Regions from separate parts of the Homo sapiens genome. Here regions 1 and 3 are each linked to region 2. The links are chromatin contacts, found by Hi-C in ENCODE. All regions are on one chromosome and are shown on one strand. Each heading gives the region's core, a stretch centred on a gene start or an enhancer-like site at or near the end of the contact. The rest is flanking DNA. Distances are from core to core; before and after follow the strand shown.

Evidence for each region. A loop is a pair of places that touch in the nucleus more often than their neighbours do. Pooled maps may share reads with other maps.
Region 1: a map of transverse colon shows a loop between it and region 2 (21-fold over the local background). The contact joins the promoter of CAAP1 here to the promoter of TUSC1 in region 2. A Hi-C loop is called at or near these places in 2 of 168 maps with a recorded cell type or tissue (gastrocnemius medialis and transverse colon) and 6 of 50 pooled maps.
Region 3: a map of sigmoid colon shows a loop between it and region 2 (7-fold over the local background). The contact joins the promoter of C9orf72 here to the promoter of TUSC1 in region 2. A Hi-C loop is called at or near these places in 1 of 168 maps with a recorded cell type or tissue (sigmoid colon) and 9 of 50 pooled maps.

What each region holds. Positions count from the first base shown.
Region 1 is chr9:26,891,377-26,894,076 of GRCh38, reverse strand. CAAP1 (caspase activity and apoptosis inhibitor 1) reads left to right here and starts at 1,275. Exons shown (of 6, transcript NM_024828.4): 1 at 1,275-1,664. The coding sequence starts at 1,362. RefSeq lists enhancers at 1,046-1,115, 717-1,296, 1,246-1,465, 1,546-1,725, 1,297-1,876.
Region 2 is chr9:25,677,047-25,679,746 of GRCh38, reverse strand. It overlaps TUSC1 (tumor suppressor candidate 1), which reads left to right and starts at 1,303. Exons shown (of 1, transcript NM_001004125.3): 1 at 1,303-2,700. The coding sequence starts at 1,435. The coding sequence ends at 2,064.
Region 3 is chr9:27,572,006-27,574,767 of GRCh38, reverse strand. It overlaps C9orf72 (C9orf72-SMCR8 complex subunit), which reads left to right and starts at 1,287. Exons shown (of 11, transcript NM_018325.5): 1 at 1,287-1,337. RefSeq lists enhancers at 678-1,205, 1,804-1,893 and a silencer at 1,214-1,293.

The DNA.
Region 1 (2,700 bases), core at 26-2,525, 1.2 Mb before region 2:
GGATCACCTGAGGTCGGGAGTTCGAGACCAGCCTGACCAACATGGAGAAACCCCTTGTCTACTAAAAATACAAAATTAGCCCTGCATGGTGGCGCATGCCTGTAGTCCCAGCTACTCAGGAGGCTGAGGCAGGAGAAATGCTTGAACCCGGGAGGCGGAGGTTGCAGTGAGCCGAGATTGTGCCATTGCACTCCAGCCTGGGCAACGAGAGTGAAACTCCGTCTCAAAAAAAAAAAAAAGAAAAAAGAAAAAATCTAGCAATTTAGTTTTATTAAAATTATGATGGTTTCAGGGACACAATTCATAACAGGTTTATAAATGTAACATGTTATTAATTTTATGTGTTTTTCCTATCTGTGAACACAACACTCTCAATCCTTTCAGGTATGACTCCAATGAGTGTGATACTTAACGGAACTCCTGGGAACACAGTGGGCTCAGCCCCAGGATTTACCTTACAAGGCCAATTTAAGAGTGGGGCCTGGGGGAAGACAGTTTTCCTAGGGCTGGAAGTGTCCCTATTTATTAACCCTAGGCTGGTTTTAGGCATTTAAGTAGTTGTTGAATGACTGAGACAAATAGGAGACAAAGAGAAGGGAAGCTTCTTTAATTGCTTCTTACCCCAGGGAAAGGCACAGAATTACTACCACCCAGCTAGCTTTGCCCCAGGCTCTACCTTTTTCCCTCAGTGGCTAAAGGCCCCTGCTGAAACGACAAAGACCTTGGTTCACGTTTTAAGTGTTCTAGCTCCCTTGTCTTAAAATCTGCCTTCTATTTAGATTACATCCACCCATAAAATCTCATAAAGCTTTGACCCATTCTCAATTTTCAAAAACGAACTCAAGCTCTACTTGTCCATGTCAGACTCTACGCAAGAAATACCTAATTTGCCCAGGTGATGAGGAAAATGAGATGGAACAACTTTTCCCTATTCTCTTTATTGTCATAGCGTTGTTAATATCTTAAGATTTGGAGGTAAACGGAAATGGAGAATCAGCAACTATACTTCAACCTTATTGTAAACAGACAAAACACTAACAATAAAAAGTTTTGAAGTTAAAAGGACGTAAGTTCCACCTTCTATCCTTTGTAGAGATATAAAAACAAAACAAAACAAACTCTGACTAGACAGGCTACCCGCTACACACTCAAATCGACCTCCGCGACCGGAGGGGGAAGCGCAACTGGTTATGGCAACCCCCCTGCCACCCCGGCCCATAACGCTTCACCACGTTCTGTGCCACGGCCGGAAGTGACGCATAACCTGCGACGCCAGTGCCTGCCGCCCACGGCCGCAGGAGTCGGGCTTCGGTCGCACCAGAGACAGCGGACTTTCCTCCGATGGTTGCAGCAGAGGGATCATGACGGGGAAAAAGTCCTCCCGGGAGAAACGGCGCAAACGTAGCAGTCAGGAGGCGGCCGCAGCGCTCGCGGCCCCGGACATCGTACCCGCGTTGGCCAGCGGCAGCAGTGGAAGCACTAGCGGCTGCGGGAGCGCCGGGGGCTGCGGGAGCGTCAGCTGCTGTGGGAACGCCAATTTTAGTGGAAGTGTCACCGGCGGTGGGAGCGGCGGCAGCTGTTGGGGCGGGAGCAGCGTGGAGCGCAGCGAGCGCCGGAAGCGGAGGAGTACCGACTCTTCCAGCGTCTCGGGCTCCTTGCAGCAGGTGCGTGCGCGCCCCTCTGGCCGCTTCCTGGAGCTGCTGCTTTTTCGGAAGAAGTCGGGCTTCCAGAGGGATGGGGCGCAGGCTGGAGCTCACTGCTAGCGCGGCAATCTCAAGGTCGTCCGTCCTTGAGGTTCATGTTCCTACCTAAGTCCTGGTGAGCCCCACACTCCCATCCGTGTCTTGAATCTTGAACTTCAAGTTTCTGGATTTCCTGATCACTTTTTTTTTAATTTATTTTTTAAACTCTTGGCTCCTTCCACTCCTATGGTTTCACTCTGCCGGAAGAATACGAGTTGGAAGCTAGCCTTCATTTCCCTTGCGAGCCAAACACTTCTCCCTTCGTCTTCACCTTTTCGTAGATATGGTTAACTCCGCATTAGAGATAAGAAAATTGAGGCCCAAAGAAGTTAAACTTTACCCACGGTCACAGAGTTTGTTAATAGCTCCTAGGTTTGAATCCAAATATCTGACTACAAAAGCCATGTTCTTTATACGCCACCAGTCTGCCAAGAGAACGCCGTTTTAAAAAAGTTCATAATTTGTTTGAAAACAAATGAATGAATAGGTACTTTAAATTCATTCAATGAGGAAATAAAGGGAAAGCGTCAAGTCCCTTTTCTTGCCCCTCCATTAGTATTTTGATACGCGGCCTCTTTTAATCACTCCTCGTGAGATACGTGTTTTTAAGTTCCTACACTTAAGCTGTATTGTGTTATTCCCGCTGTTGAATACCTGCATTGTTGTGATAGGCTTCTTTATATACGTGGTTTGTTATTTTTACTGACTGCCTGGTATTGTATTATATTTTTCTGATATTTGGGTGTGCAGGTTTTTTTGTATTGTTGTGACTACAATACAAACACCTTTATGTATATATCTCCTACAAGAGTTATGTTGGGAGAGAGTGTGAGAACTGAAATTCCTGGGTCAAAGTTTATGCTATTAAAAACTTATGAATGCCACCAAATGCTTTCCAAATGAGACTTTACAGATTTATAGTCCAAACAGTATATATATAAGAATACCTATTTCTGAG
Region 2 (2,700 bases), core at 54-2,553:
TCACTGCAAACTCTGCCTCCCGGGTTCAAGTGATTCTCCTGCCTCAGCCTCCCGAGTAGCTGAGACTACAGGCCCGTGCCACCACGCCCGGCTAATTTTTGTATTTTTAGTAGAGACGGGGTTTCATTGTGTTAGCCAGGATGGTCTTGATCTCCTGACCTTGTGATCCTCCCGCCTCGGCCTCCCAAAGTGCTAGGATTACAGGCGTGAGCCACCACGCCCGGCCTGGAATGTGGTCCTTCTTAAAACTAAATTTATATTTTTTGAAATTCCAAAATTATATCTTTCATGTGATAAAATGAGATAATTGAGAACACATTTGGTGTTGTGGTCTCTTAAGATCTTGCCTAACAAAATAAAAGTACAAAAAAATTGAGCAAATATTTTCCCCTTATTTGTACTTGTCAATGAAGACCCCATGTATGTACTTATATGTTTTTCTTGTTCGTTACTTGCTCCAGTGGTTTGGAAATTTTGGTTATCCTGAGAATTCTCTGGGACCCTGTTAGACATGTAGATTCTTGCTAGGGCATACTTGCTTAAGAGATTCTGGCGTCAGTACCTAATCCTTAAATTACTTTGCAATCATCCAGTTACTATGTAGGTTGAGACCCTACAAGAAGGAATGATTCATTCAATGAGATGTACATCCTTGATCCCAGAAACTTTGGAACTAAGTATTCAGTTTCTTCAATAAACAGAGCACTTCTTGTTTCATAGCTTTTGGGGGTTGGCCTGAACAAATCAACTAAGTATGACCTAGTTTCTATAGCGTTCTGAACAATTTACAGAGTGAATTCCTGGCTGTTCACAAATTGGGAATTGACTGCATTCTTTGGAGAGCCAGGTGTTTCCACCGGGAAACCCCATGACAGGTACTCAGCCCAATTCTGTTTAATGTTTTATTAAACATAGGGGTGGGTTAAACCACTGGGTTTTAAATGAAGCACTTAGAGCTTTTCAACTTGCCCCATAGCTTTGTCTCAGAACCGATCATTCTATTATCATTAGTTTTGAGAATGCCGTGTAAAGAGCAAAGTAACCACTGGTGGTTGCACTCCGGAGCGGGCGAGGACGGCTAGTTCCTGCAGTGCCCAGGCCTGCACGGAAGCGCCCTGGCACAACTCAGCTGAGGATACACGCTTTTTCCCGCGCAGCCGGAGGGCTGAACAGCAAAGCACTCCCCGGGGGAACTGTGTGTCAGCGCAGCCTGGAGAGAGCAGGCCCAGGGGGCAGCTCCACCACAGGAGACAGGACACGCCTCAGTCTGGGCAAATTCCCGGCCTCCTTTGGCTCTAAGCCAGCAGCCGCCGCCCGCGACCTCCTCTCCTCCTCCGTCGTCACCCCGGCCGCCCTGCCAGCCCCGAACTTGCCCGCGCCTGGCCGCGCGGCCCCTCAGCCCACGGGGCTGGCGGCGCGGTTGGGATGGGACCGATGTGGCGCATGCGTGGTGGCGCCACTAGGCGCGGGAGTTGCTGCGGCGGGGACGGTGCTGCGGACGGCCGAGGGCCAGGCCGCTCCGGCCGGGCTCGTGGTGGGGGCAGCCCCAGCGGCGGCGGCGGCGGCGTGGGCTGGCGAGGCCGCGCGGACGGCGCCCGACAGCAGCTGGAGGAGCGGTTTGCCGACCTGGCGGCGAGCCACTTGGAGGCCATCCGTGCGCGGGACGAGTGGGACCGGCAGAACGCGCGGCTGCGTCAGGAGAACGCCCGGCTGCGGCTCGAGAACCGGCGGCTGAAGCGCGAGAACCGCAGCCTCTTCCGTCAGGCTTTGCGGCTCCCCGGCGAAGGCGGCAACGGGACGCCCGCGGAGGCACGCCGGGTCCCTGAAGAGGCCAGCACGAACCGGAGGGCTAGAGACAGCGGCCGAGAGGACGAGCCGGGCAGCCCCAGGGCCCTGAGGGCCCGACTTGAGAAGCTGGAAGCCATGTACCGCCGGGCCCTGCTGCAGCTGCACCTCGAGCAGCGGGGACCACGTCCGAGCGGGGACAAGGAGGAGCAGCCTCTACAGGAACCCGACTCCGGCCTCCGCTCCCGGGACTCGGAGCCCTCTGGGCCCTGGCTGTAGCCGAGGCCGCAGCCGGTGAGAGGCGGAGCCTCGAGCGGGCCCCTCCTCCTCCGTTCCCAGCTACCCCCGACCTCGCGCACGCCCTGGCCCGCTCCCTGCCCGCGGATACCTTGGACTACGGTGCCTTCCCGCCCCCACCAGTGGACACTTCCGGGTGGCGCTTGGCCATCCGCTTGGTGGAGGTCGAGTGGGTGCAAGGGCCCTCAGGACCTCCCACATGTACAGTTCCCCTGCCTCTTGCCCCGGCTAGTTTCCCTGGAGAGAGGCCTAGCCAACAACGAAGGGACGGATTTTAAAACAGCGAGAACTGGGTGCCAAGAAACACTTCATATTCCCTGAACTTTTCTGGATGTTGTGCGAACCTGTTGTATTTTTTTTTTTCCTGTATTTTGGTTCTGAGGGATGAGTAATGTGTTTTTAGTTGGTTGAGTTTATCCATTCTTCAATCCCCTAAAGCCTTCAGCTATTCTTTCATATGTGGCCAACATTTTAAGTACAGTGTTTGCTTTTATAAGTCGGTGTTACTTGGATGTCCTATAAAATACCCACTTTTTATAAAGATGATATTTATAACCTAGGAACTCATGCCTGTCTTGGCTGCAGTCCCTGTACATCTAATATATACTGATTTGTTTG
Region 3 (2,762 bases), core at 38-2,537, 1.9 Mb before region 2:
AGTGTCATTTGTCCTAAGTGCTTTTCTACCCCCTACCCCCACTATTTTAGTTGGGTATAAAAAGAATGACCCAATTTGTATGATCAACTTTCACAAAGCATAGAACAGTAGGAAAAGGGTCTGTTTCTGCAGAAGGTGTAGACGTTGAGAGCCATTTTGTGTATTTATTCCTCCCTTTCTTCCTCGGTGAATGATTAAAACGTTCTGTGTGATTTTTAGTGATGAAAAAGATTAAATGCTACTCACTGTAGTAAGTGCCATCTCACACTTGCAGATCAAAAGGCACACAGTTTAAAAAACCTTTGTTTTTTTACACATCTGAGTGGTGTAAATGCTACTCATCTGTAGTAAGTGGAATCTATACACCTGCAGACCAAAAGACGCAAGGTTTCAAAAATCTTTGTGTTTTTTACACATCAAACAGAATGGTACGTTTTTCAAAAGTTAAAAAAAAACAACTCATCCACATATTGCAACTAGCAAAAATGACATTCCCCAGTGTGAAAATCATGCTTGAGAGAATTCTTACATGTAAAGGCAAAATTGCGATGACTTTGCAGGGGACCGTGGGATTCCCGCCCGCAGTGCCGGAGCTGTCCCCTACCAGGGTTTGCAGTGGAGTTTTGAATGCACTTAACAGTGTCTTACGGTAAAAACAAAATTTCATCCACCAATTATGTGTTGAGCGCCCACTGCCTACCAAGCACAAACAAAACCATTCAAAACCACGAAATCGTCTTCACTTTCTCCAGATCCAGCAGCCTCCCCTATTAAGGTTCGCACACGCTATTGCGCCAACGCTCCTCCAGAGCGGGTCTTAAGATAAAAGAACAGGACAAGTTGCCCCGCCCCATTTCGCTAGCCTCGTGAGAAAACGTCATCGCACATAGAAAACAGACAGACGTAACCTACGGTGTCCCGCTAGGAAAGAGAGGTGCGTCAAACAGCGACAAGTTCCGCCCACGTAAAAGATGACGCTTGGTGTGTCAGCCGTCCCTGCTGCCCGGTTGCTTCTCTTTTGGGGGCGGGGTCTAGCAAGAGCAGGTGTGGGTTTAGGAGGTGTGTGTTTTTGTTTTTCCCACCCTCTCTCCCCACTACTTGCTCTCACAGTACTCGCTGAGGGTGAACAAGAAAAGACCTGATAAAGATTAACCAGAAGAAAACAAGGAGGGAAACAACCGCAGCCTGTAGCAAGCTCTGGAACTCAGGAGTCGCGCGCTAGGGGCCGGGGCCGGGGCCGGGGCGTGGTCGGGGCGGGCCCGGGGGCGGGCCCGGGGCGGGGCTGCGGTTGCGGTGCCTGCGCCCGCGGCGGCGGAGGCGCAGGCGGTGGCGAGTGGGTGAGTGAGGAGGCGGCATCCTGGCGGGTGGCTGTTTGGGGTTCGGCTGCCGGGAAGAGGCGCGGGTAGAAGCGGGGGCTCTCCTCAGAGCTCGACGCATTTTTACTTTCCCTCTCATTTCTCTGACCGAAGCTGGGTGTCGGGCTTTCGCCTCTAGCGACTGGTGGAATTGCCTGCATCCGGGCCCCGGGCTTCCCGGCGGCGGCGGCGGCGGCGGCGGCGCAGGGACAAGGGATGGGGATCTGGCCTCTTCCTTGCTTTCCCGCCCTCAGTACCCGAGCTGTCTCCTTCCCGGGGACCCGCTGGGAGCGCTGCCGCTGCGGGCTCGAGAAAAGGGAGCCTCGGGTACTGAGAGGCCTCGCCTGGGGGAAGGCCGGAGGGTGGGCGGCGCGCGGCTTCTGCGGACCAAGTCGGGGTTCGCTAGGAACCCGAGACGGTCCCTGCCGGCGAGGAGATCATGCGGGATGAGATGGGGGTGTGGAGACGCCTGCACAATTTCAGCCCAAGCTTCTAGAGAGTGGTGATGACTTGCATATGAGGGCAGCAATGCAAGTCGGTGTGCTCCCCATTCTGTGGGACATGACCTGGTTGCTTCACAGCTCCGAGATGACACAGACTTGCTTAAAGGAAGTGACTATTGTGACTTGGGCATCACTTGACTGATGGTAATCAGTTGTCTAAAGAAGTGCACAGATTACATGTCCGTGTGCTCATTGGGTCTATCTGGCCGCGTTGAACACCACCAGGCTTTGTATTCAGAAACAGGAGGGAGGTCCTGCACTTTCCCAGGAGGGGTGGCCCTTTCAGATGCAATCGAGATTGTTAGGCTCTGGGAGAGTAGTTGCCTGGTTGTGGCAGTTGGTAAATTTCTATTCAAACAGTTGCCATGCACCAGTTGTTCACAACAAGGGTACGTAATCTGTCTGGCATTACTTCTACTTTTGTACAAAGGATCAAAAAAAAAAAAGATACTGTTAAGATATGATTTTTCTCAGACTTTGGGAAACTTTTAACATAATCTGTGAATATCACAGAAACAAGACTATCATATAGGGGATATTAATAACCTGGAGTCAGAATACTTGAAATACGGTGTCATTTGACACGGGCATTGTTGTCACCACCTCTGCCAAGGCCTGCCACTTTAGGAAAACCCTGAATCAGTTGGAAACTGCTACATGCTGATAGTACATCTGAAACAAGAACGAGAGTAATTACCACATTCCAGATTGTTCACTAAGCCAGCATTTACCTGCTCCAGGAAAAAATTACAAGCACCTTATGAAGTTGATAAAATATTTTGTTTGGCTATGTTGGCACTCCACAATTTGCTTTCAGAGAAACAAAGTAAACCAAGGAGGACTTCTGTTTTTCAAGTCTGCCCTCGGGTTCTATTCTACGTTAATTAGATAGTTCCCAGGAGGA